Regions from separate parts of the Homo sapiens genome. Here all the other regions are linked to region 1. A link is a contact called in ENCODE Hi-C or POLR2A ChIA-PET data. All regions are on one chromosome and are shown on one strand. The core of a region is the stretch at or near the end of the contact, and the rest is flanking DNA. Distances in the headings are between cores, read along the strand shown. Region 1 holds the start of SGMS1-AS1 (SGMS1 antisense RNA 1). Region 2 holds the start of WDFY4 (WDFY family member 4). Region 3 holds the start of C10orf71-AS1 (C10orf71 antisense RNA 1).

The links. Hi-C counts contacts between places; a loop is a spot of excess contacts on that map. ChIA-PET counts read pairs that join two places held with the same protein, here RNA polymerase II (POLR2A). Pooled maps may share reads with other maps.
Region 2: a pooled map shows a loop between it and region 1 (3-fold over the local background). The contact joins the promoter of WDFY4 here to the promoter of SGMS1-AS1 in region 1. A Hi-C loop is called at or near these places in 1 of 168 maps with a recorded cell type or tissue (B cell), 6 of 37 single-sample maps with no recorded cell type and 5 of 50 pooled maps. POLR2A ChIA-PET finds 5 or more read pairs at or near these places in 1 of 52 experiments (activated B cell).
Region 3: a loop to region 1 is called in a pooled map of gastrocnemius medialis, with 3 times the contacts of the local background. The contact joins the promoter of C10orf71-AS1 here to the promoter of SGMS1-AS1 in region 1. A Hi-C loop is called at or near these places in 1 of 168 maps with a recorded cell type or tissue (heart right ventricle) and 1 of 50 pooled maps.

The regions. Positions count from the first base shown.
Region 1 is chr10:50,623,658-50,626,326 of GRCh38, reverse strand. It overlaps SGMS1-AS1 (SGMS1 antisense RNA 1), which reads right to left and starts at 1,376. Exons shown (of 4, transcript NR_126411.1): 1 at 1,136-1,376. SGMS1 (sphingomyelin synthase 1) reads left to right here and starts at 2,371. Exons shown (of 11, transcript NM_147156.4): 1 at 2,371-2,620. RefSeq lists silencers at 1,204-1,833, 1,958-2,115, 2,164-2,423 and an enhancer at 1,974-2,502.
Region 2 is chr10:48,683,502-48,686,170 of GRCh38, reverse strand. It overlaps WDFY4 (WDFY family member 4), which reads right to left and starts at 1,298. Exons shown (of 62, transcript NM_001394531.1): 1 at 1,170-1,298. RefSeq lists enhancers at 508-1,048, 1,067-1,366, 2,297-2,376 and a silencer at 2,027-2,076.
Region 3 is chr10:49,297,554-49,300,222 of GRCh38, reverse strand. C10orf71-AS1 (C10orf71 antisense RNA 1) reads left to right here and starts at 1,330. Exons shown (of 2, transcript NR_108038.1): 1 at 1,330-1,533. It overlaps C10orf71 (chromosome 10 open reading frame 71), which reads right to left and starts at 1,053. Exons shown (of 3, transcript NM_001135196.2): 1 at 990-1,053.

The sequences.
Region 1 (2,669 bases), core at 127-2,626:
TATATATATATCATCCTAAAATTACACATGGAAAAAAATTTAAAAGGATTTTATTATGAAACATTTCAAACATATAGAAAATTTGAAAAAAAAAATTATGCCAGTACCTTAGACACACGATTTACATTCAAGAAGTATTAATATTTTGAAAAATTTAGTTATCTTTCATGTGGGGGTGGGGTGCATTTTAAAGTACATCAAAGACCAGATGCTTACTTGGACCTTTGTTTCAGGAAGTCCAGAGCTTACAGCATATTCTGGATAGCACTGGAGAGAAACCAACACGGGAGAGAAAGCAGCCAGCAGTTTTCTGGCACTCCCTTAGTTTGAAAAAATTTACATCACAAGAAAGCAAGCCTTCCTTTCACCTTTTAGGTGCAAACTGATAAACATAACCAGTAGGGCTACTATACTTCACAGAGCCTTGCTCCCAGTAGATACTCAAAACATGCAGTTGAACTGAATTTCAGTTGTTATTTTAAAGCCGTGCTTGAAAAGCGTATGTGACAAATGTACTTTCCTAATCTTCCTGAGAAGAGCAGTACTGTGTCTTACGGGCGAAAAAACCAGAGGAGCCAGGAGTGGAGGGTGCAATAAAACGCCTGCATTGGGGCAGATTGCCTCATTTTGAATCCCTGACTCCTCACTGTGCTTTGGGGAAAACTATGGAAATTTTCACTGCCTAGCTTATTAAAATGGACTGCTTAGCTGAAATATAGAGGCGTCCATGACAACTACCCGGAGGGCTTTGTTAATCATATTGCAGGACTCCACCCGCAGTTTCTGGTTCTGTAGGTCTAGGTGGGGCCGAAAACGTGCATTTCTAACAAATTCTAGGGTGATAGTGACGCGGCAGGTCCCGAGACAACAGGAAACCCAAGGGACTCGAGGCAGGCGCTCAATAAATATTCACTATGAACCTCAGCACCATCGAAGCGGCCCACCAGCAGGGGCCGCGGGGTATGCGCTGCAGGGAAGAGCACGGCCTCTGTCCAATGTCCCTGCCGGTACATCACTCCTCTGCAGGGACTAGGTTAGAACCGGGAGGCAGCCAGAGCAGCGCTCTCGCTGGATAACGGAAGAGGACTCCCTCGCCAACTTCCGCCTCTGGGGAAAAGCGGGGACCCTCCGCCACCTGAGTTCTGTTGTCTCGATTTCGCCGCAGTTTGCTTCTGGCCCGGGCGAGAACCTGTCCTCTGGGCAAGCCAGGGGTCGGTACAGGACTCCTATACCCCAAGGCGAGGCGGAGGCAGGTGCCGAGCGGTGGCCAGAGTCCGGCGCCCAAAGCCCGATGGGAGGGCGTGGCGGGGGAGGACGGTCCCGCCAGCTCCCAGGTCGGTTCCGAGCGCCCGCGGCCCGATGGCCGGGCGGAAGATGGCTGCCCGGAGCGCCGCGGACAGTCACGTGGTACGCCGGGCCCGTAGCCGCGCCCCTTCCCCCGCTCGCCAAGTCCCCGACCCCGCGGGAGGCACGGCCTCGGGCTGCCTGTAGGCCACCGAGGTGCGGCGCGGGCCGGCCAGGGACGGCGGGCATCGGGGCGGGAAGGCCAGCTCTCCCCGCTGTCCATCCTAACTTGGGCGCTGGGGCTTCGCTCGGGGAGCAGAGGAAAACCTTCCTTCAGGCGACTTGCACCACGTGGGGCTACTGGGCATGCGCGGGCTCCGACCCCGGCCTAGCCGCTCTCCGGGTTTTCGCCGCAGCTCGGAGGGGCGGCGGAAGGTGGGCCCCAGGCGGGGCGGGGCGGCTCTGACGCAGTCGGAGTTTTCACCTCGCGCGGTTAGAGCTCTTGCGCCTCCGTCGCGCTCCCAGGCGTCGCCAGAGGCTTTTTTTTTCTGTTGTGGGAGAAAGATGAGAGTCTATGGTTAGAGGTTTGAAAATGGGCCGAATAGTCAGGTCGGCCGTTTCCTAGGAATGATCCATTGGGCATTAATCCCAAGTGTCGCAGCCCTTGGGCTTGGTGGGAAAAAGAATCCAGTAGTAGTTCGCAAACTCGTGCCTGGCTTCCAGCAGGCTGAGTTTGCGTTCCCTGCTTTGTGACCAGCTCTAGCGGCTCCCGTCTCCGGCCCTGCCCCAAGGGATTTACCGTCCCAGATTGTAAAATCTGGCTCCCGCTAGGCCTTACTTAGTGGGCCCCTAAAAACGCTGGGGAAAGCGCCCGCCTCCTCAGTTTCCCATTACTTGAAAGTAAAATTCAAGGGGCCCAAACTGCGACTGTCCCTTGGTTCGGGGTCCCGCTCGGTCCCGGGAGGAGCCCCCCGCGGACCCCGCCCGGCCGGCCCGCCCCCCCGGCCGCAGTGAACACCCGGAGGAGCGGAGTCGCGTCGCGCGGGAAGCCGGGCCGGCTCGGGCAGCGGACTGGGCATGCTCGGCAGCCCGGGAGGCTCGCGGTGGCAAGTCGAAAGCGTTCGCACCAGCGGGGCAGCGGCTGCGGGCGGCAGGCGGCGGGCAGGTCGGGAGTGAGAAGGACCGGCCTGGGCTGACTGCTCTCCCCTCGCGCCTAGGGAGCCGGTCGGAGAGCGCGATTGGGGTGCGGAGCCCCGACGCTGCCCTGCCCCGGATTTCATTCCGCGGCGGGGGCTCCGCGAGCGGAATTCCGGCGGCTGCCGTGACTCCAGTGCAAGTGAGTCGTGGGGCAGGGACAGACAGCCGGCCTCACGGTTGCGGGGGCC
Region 2 (2,669 bases), core at 49-2,548, 1.9 Mb after region 1:
ATCTTTCCAAGTTCATGAAAGAATAGCCCATGTGCTCAGGATGGACAGACAGGAAGGGCCTCCCTGACCTGACCCTGTTCCCTACCTCTCTGGCCAGAACCCCAGGCATGCCCCTTACCCGGCTCTGCCACACCAACCTCCACGAGGTCTCCTCCTCCAGACCCTTATCAAGAACACTTCTCAGAAACCCACAGGACTCGGCCTCCCTCACAGGTCCCCTCTCAGAAGACTAGAGCCATCCCCACCCTCCCAAGACCCCCACCCTACCTGCTATTCTCCCACCTGCTGAGCACCGTAGACCCCTGTCCGCTTTGACCAGAGCCTGGCAGGGCGTGGTTTCTCAATACCTATTTGTTAAATAACTAAATGAATGACTATACATAAACTCATATTAAAATTAGTGTGCTCCATGGAAAGGGTAATGCATAGAGCCCTTAGTTATCAAACCAGCCCCCCCACACTTTAGATGAGTTGGGACAAAGGATCGGTTTAGTGTTCTAGAAGTTTCATTTCAGGGGAAAAGAAGAATCAGTCCTTACTGAGCAGGTGGCCCTGCTTAGGCAGAAAATGCAGGCGTTTCAATGGTTTGCTGTAATAATTCAGATGAGGGAAGTGAGCCCAGGGAGGCACCTACTTACCAGAACCCAGTGGAGTAATGACAGGGCCGGGATAGACCAGCTCCCTCTGAGGCCCGTTGGAAATGGCCCTCCAACTCTGCACTCCTCAGAGGCCTATGAGGGAGCTTGGAGGGCGAGCCTCACTGTCCTGTCGGCCTGCTCTCTCCGCCCCCTCGACAACCAGGAAAGCCCGTGTCAGCCCTTCCCAGGGTTCCCTTCATAGCAGGACCCCGAGAAAGGACTTGACCTACCGTCAGAGGTCGAGGAGTGCTGCTGGAGCCCAGCCTGACTCCCAAACTTCAGCAGTGACACACACTCAGGCAGACCCAGGCCCTGGAGTGGCCCTGACCACATGGGCCCCCCACGCCACACACACTTCCTGCTCCCCAGCTCACCTCCTCTCCCACATTCACAAACCCAAACCAGGCACTGGGTCACATGTGCCCCATAGTCAGCCTCCCAGGAGGCAGCCAGTAGGCCCCACGCTGACAGGCGGCGCCCATATGCCCACCTCTAGGCTGGCCTGGCTGGGCCAAGAGCAAGGTGGCCTACCTGGAGGGGTGGCCGTCAGCGCCTGTAGACATCAGAAGGCATGGGCCCCCTATCCCCAGCTGCAGCCCCTCAGGCTCGGGGGAAGAGGACCCGGCCCCACATCGTCAGTCCTCAGCGCCGTTTCACTCTGAATCACTGGAGCTGGGTCTCTGCTCATTTCCTGGAGAAAGCAGAAGTGGAGAGCCGGCAGATGCCTGACTCTGCCCACTCTCCAGCCGACCACGGAGCTGCTGGAGTTCTGGCGGGTGACTTGGGTTCTGCAGCAAGGCCCCTTGGGGCTGGCTGTGCAGCCTCCGTGGTCAAGCGGTGCTGGTTGGGGCCAAGGACAAAATGGAAAGTACAGCCCAGCCCTAGAAGAGTAGGTCTGGATTCTGTGTCCCCTCTTCACTAGCCGTGTGACCACTGGTGCACACCTCTCCTCTCTGGGCCTCTGGCAAAATGAGAACAATGATGGTGTTAGGTGAATCTAATCAGAGGTGTGTTTAAGTGCACCCCTGGACATGGCATGGGTTGGGCAGCCCTCACCCCACCAAGCTCAGAGTTGCCCACTTGGATTTCTTCCTCCCCCATCCTCAGATAGAACTTGAACCACCAATGAGGGGAGTCCTCCTGCGGCCAACACTGAGGCAAGGATGAGAGGACATCTAAAACCATAGAATGGAAGTCTCTGAAACTCAGACTCCAAATTCTCATTCCTCTGAGTATATAAACTAGGCTGAATTATCCATGTCACCTATCCATAACGTCATCTCCACAGTACAAACAAGCATGTCCATTCACACACAATCCTGCTTGTGCTCTGTAAAAGGAGAATTTTGCCAAAGAGCAAGGGCACTTGTTAGCGCTAATGCCTGATCCTTGATCCTCAGTGCAGCTCATCGCTTGTCTCTAGCTCACAAAACCAGTGGACCATGCATGACTGACTGAGAGGCAGCAACAACATCACTTGTTATGACATGGAGTAAAGCTCCAAGATTGGTTTAAAGAGGAAAATAACATTTGTCACAAAACCTCAACCTCCACCAGTGCAAACTTGTCAGTAGACAGCAGCCAAAATAGGAGATCTATCCAGCTGCACTCCAGTCTGGACAGCAAGAGCGAAGCTCCGTCTCAAAAAAAAAAAAAAGAAAAAAAAGAAAAGAAAAGAGAAATTGAAAGGATACATGCAGTGCCAGCCAAGGGAAAGAGAAAACCTTAGAGAATTTGCAGTGAAGTGTTTGTTGTATATGATGAAAACCCCTCGTCATTGTCACCAATGAAATCATAAATAAAATCTACAAGAAGATATTGCCTGAAATCAGAGGCCTATGGTAAGAGCGGATTAGACAGAGGAACTTCCACAGAGGCAGGAAGGGTGGCCAGCATGGGACAGGCCAGGACCCCATGCCTGTGAATGCCCAGAGGAAGCGCGGAGAGTCTGTCATAGTGGGATCTCGCAAAGTCTGCTGGAGGGCCCACCTGCACCCAGGTCTCCTACCTTCTACCCACCCCAGCACCTTG
Region 3 (2,669 bases), core at 81-2,580, 1.3 Mb after region 1:
AGGGAACTCAAATGCTGGAAAACAGGACCTCATTTACTACACACATCTGTTTAATCTGCTTCCCAGGTTCCTATACTTAGGGAGCTACCTGAAAGGCCTACACAATGATTTTTCTTAAGGCTATCTAGCTTTCCACACACATTGACCACTGCCGTTCTCAATGTTCAATTCTTCTCCACCAGAAAATAAAAGAGGTAATTTTAGACTCAGTCAAGCATACCCTGTGGGAGTCTGGTGGGGGCCCTCCCAGGGTGTGTAAGAACAGGCAGCCTGTGGCGGGCTTTGTTTTGGGGACACACATGCTCGCAGAGCCCACAGGCCAGAACGTCTCAGTCACCAGTTTTTCTCTTTGTTACAGCTGGTGTGACCCTGCCTGGCCCAGCGCTGGGGGAGCTAAGAAAGCCAGCCTCCCTCAGCCCTGAATGCTGAAAACCTGGGACCATGGGGTCACCCATTTGACAGCGCAGTGGCCTGGGCACATCTGTGCACTCAGCCATGTGGGAGCAGAGATCCCTGACAGATGACACCTAAGGACAAAGTCACACATGTACACGGTTCCGGGTACGTGGTCCCCGAGGCCCATCCAGCACACCAAGAACCTTAGCCCCAACACCAATGGGCTCCCGGCACACACATACCACCCTGCACAGCACCCTGGCACCGAACTACTTCCCCAGCACAGCATCGGCCCAGCGGGAACATCCCTCCCGCCATGAACTTGAGCCTCCCTGCCCACGCTAAGGAGCCAGACAAGTGTCTGGGCTGTACCTTCCGCTCTCTGCGTGTCCAGCTGCTCAGGCCTCCTCGGGAATGGGAGAGAAACCCGGCTCTGCCCAGCAGCCAAGACTTCTTTCCTCTTTATCCAGGCTGCCCAAAGGTGATAGGAGAGTGGATTCAGGACCCAAGCCTCCTCTAGCTCACAAACCTACCCACCTGAGGAAGATCAGTGACCAGAAGCCGGCCAGACACGGGAAGTCCGCGAAGCTTACCTAAATAGAGACCCAGCCGGGGGAAACCAAATGGTGTTCTTGGTGGGGAAGAGGCAAACAGTCCGCACTGCAACACCCGCGTGGTGTCAAGTAACAGTCAGATTAAACAAACAGCCTCAGCTGCTATTTTTACTTCCAAATCAGCCACGAGTAACAGATCACTTGGGGAGTGAGAAATTGCTTGCCGCTTAGCCGGACCCTAACCACGATTCCAACTTCAATCCAGAATGATTGCTAAAGCTATTCCAGCACCTAGAGTCAAATAAAAATATCCCGAGGTGGGAAGGAAAACATTTGTTTAGGGAAACATTAAAAACAGGAGAGTGTGTGCCTTGGAGCCAGAGCCCAGAGCCCTGCTGATGTCCCGGGGCAGAAATAGCCCGTTTCATCATCGGCTCTGGACGACCGCCGCCCGCATTCCTCGAGTAAGGAGCCGTCCTCTGCTGTGCTTTTGGAGCAGAATAATCTGCAGCTAGGGGAAGGCCAGGCTGGGTCTCAGGGTGAGAGTTACAGAAGGATATGAAATAATCGGGGAAGAGGCAAGGTAAGTGTCCACTTGGTAAGCTTGGCTACAGCAAGCCCGGTTGTTTGCAAAGTCCAAGCACCAGTGGACAAGTCCCGTTCTGCCAGGCTCCCCTCTCCACCTCTGGGAAGGGCTGGCCTCCCTTCAACCCTGAGGTGGGCTCATGCCTGCCTTCCCAATGGCTGCTTTCTGTCTCAGGCTGGGGTCACCTGCTCCCCAAACTGCCCACAGATCCCCCAACTTTTTCCACTGGCTTTTCCTTGGCTTGTGCCATGCCAGCTCCCAGAGTGCCTTCCTTACTCTCCCAAGCTGGCCCTAGGATAGTCTGCTTGCTACCAGGATTTAATGCAAGAGTGGGTTTTTTTCCCCCTTTCTCTCCAAGGTTCTTTTTTATGCTTCCCTGACTGTGGCCTGAGAAAGCGGAGATGACTGGCCCCCGCTGGGTGTCCTGCTCTGTGCAGCGCTCAAAGCCTCTGCAAGTTTGCAGTGTGCTGTGTCTTTGGGTCTATTTGTAGACTGTCCCTTCTGCCCCTGTGGGCTCTTCAAGGGCAGCAACCTGTGTCCCAGCCCCAAGCTGGGGCCTGGCACCACCTCCAGCCTTGAACCGGCTGACAGCCAGGGCCACAGGGACCCAGGTCTATGTACTTTTGTCTAAACCAAGTCACAAAGAACAGCTCCTCCTTGCCCTGCAGACTAAGGTGTGAGATTCCAACCAGCAGGAGCATTCAGACCCGCCTCCTCCTGGGAGCCTCAAGACTTGCCTTTTGCCCTGAGAGCTTCAGAACCTCGCTGTGGGGATGATTACTTGCTGCTCCGCACTCAGAGATGCTTTGAGGGAGGCCCAAAGTGAACCCCTCAATTTTACCCACCCACCTCCCTACCTCCCCATTTGCCAAAACAAACGCATGCCAAAAGGTCAGACAAAAGCCATCAACTTGAGATGGGAGCCAACATTTAAAAAGTACACAGGATTTTGAGCCCTGGCTCCATTATTTCCTGGTCAGTTGACATGTCACATACTTACCCTTCCTGAGCCTCAGTTTACCCATCTCTAAAGTGGAGAGAATGCCTGTGCTCTGTGGGATTCAGGGTCAGGGGAGCTCATGTACATGAATATGCTCGTCTATTGCAAAGCTTCCCAAAATGTTAGTCATTTA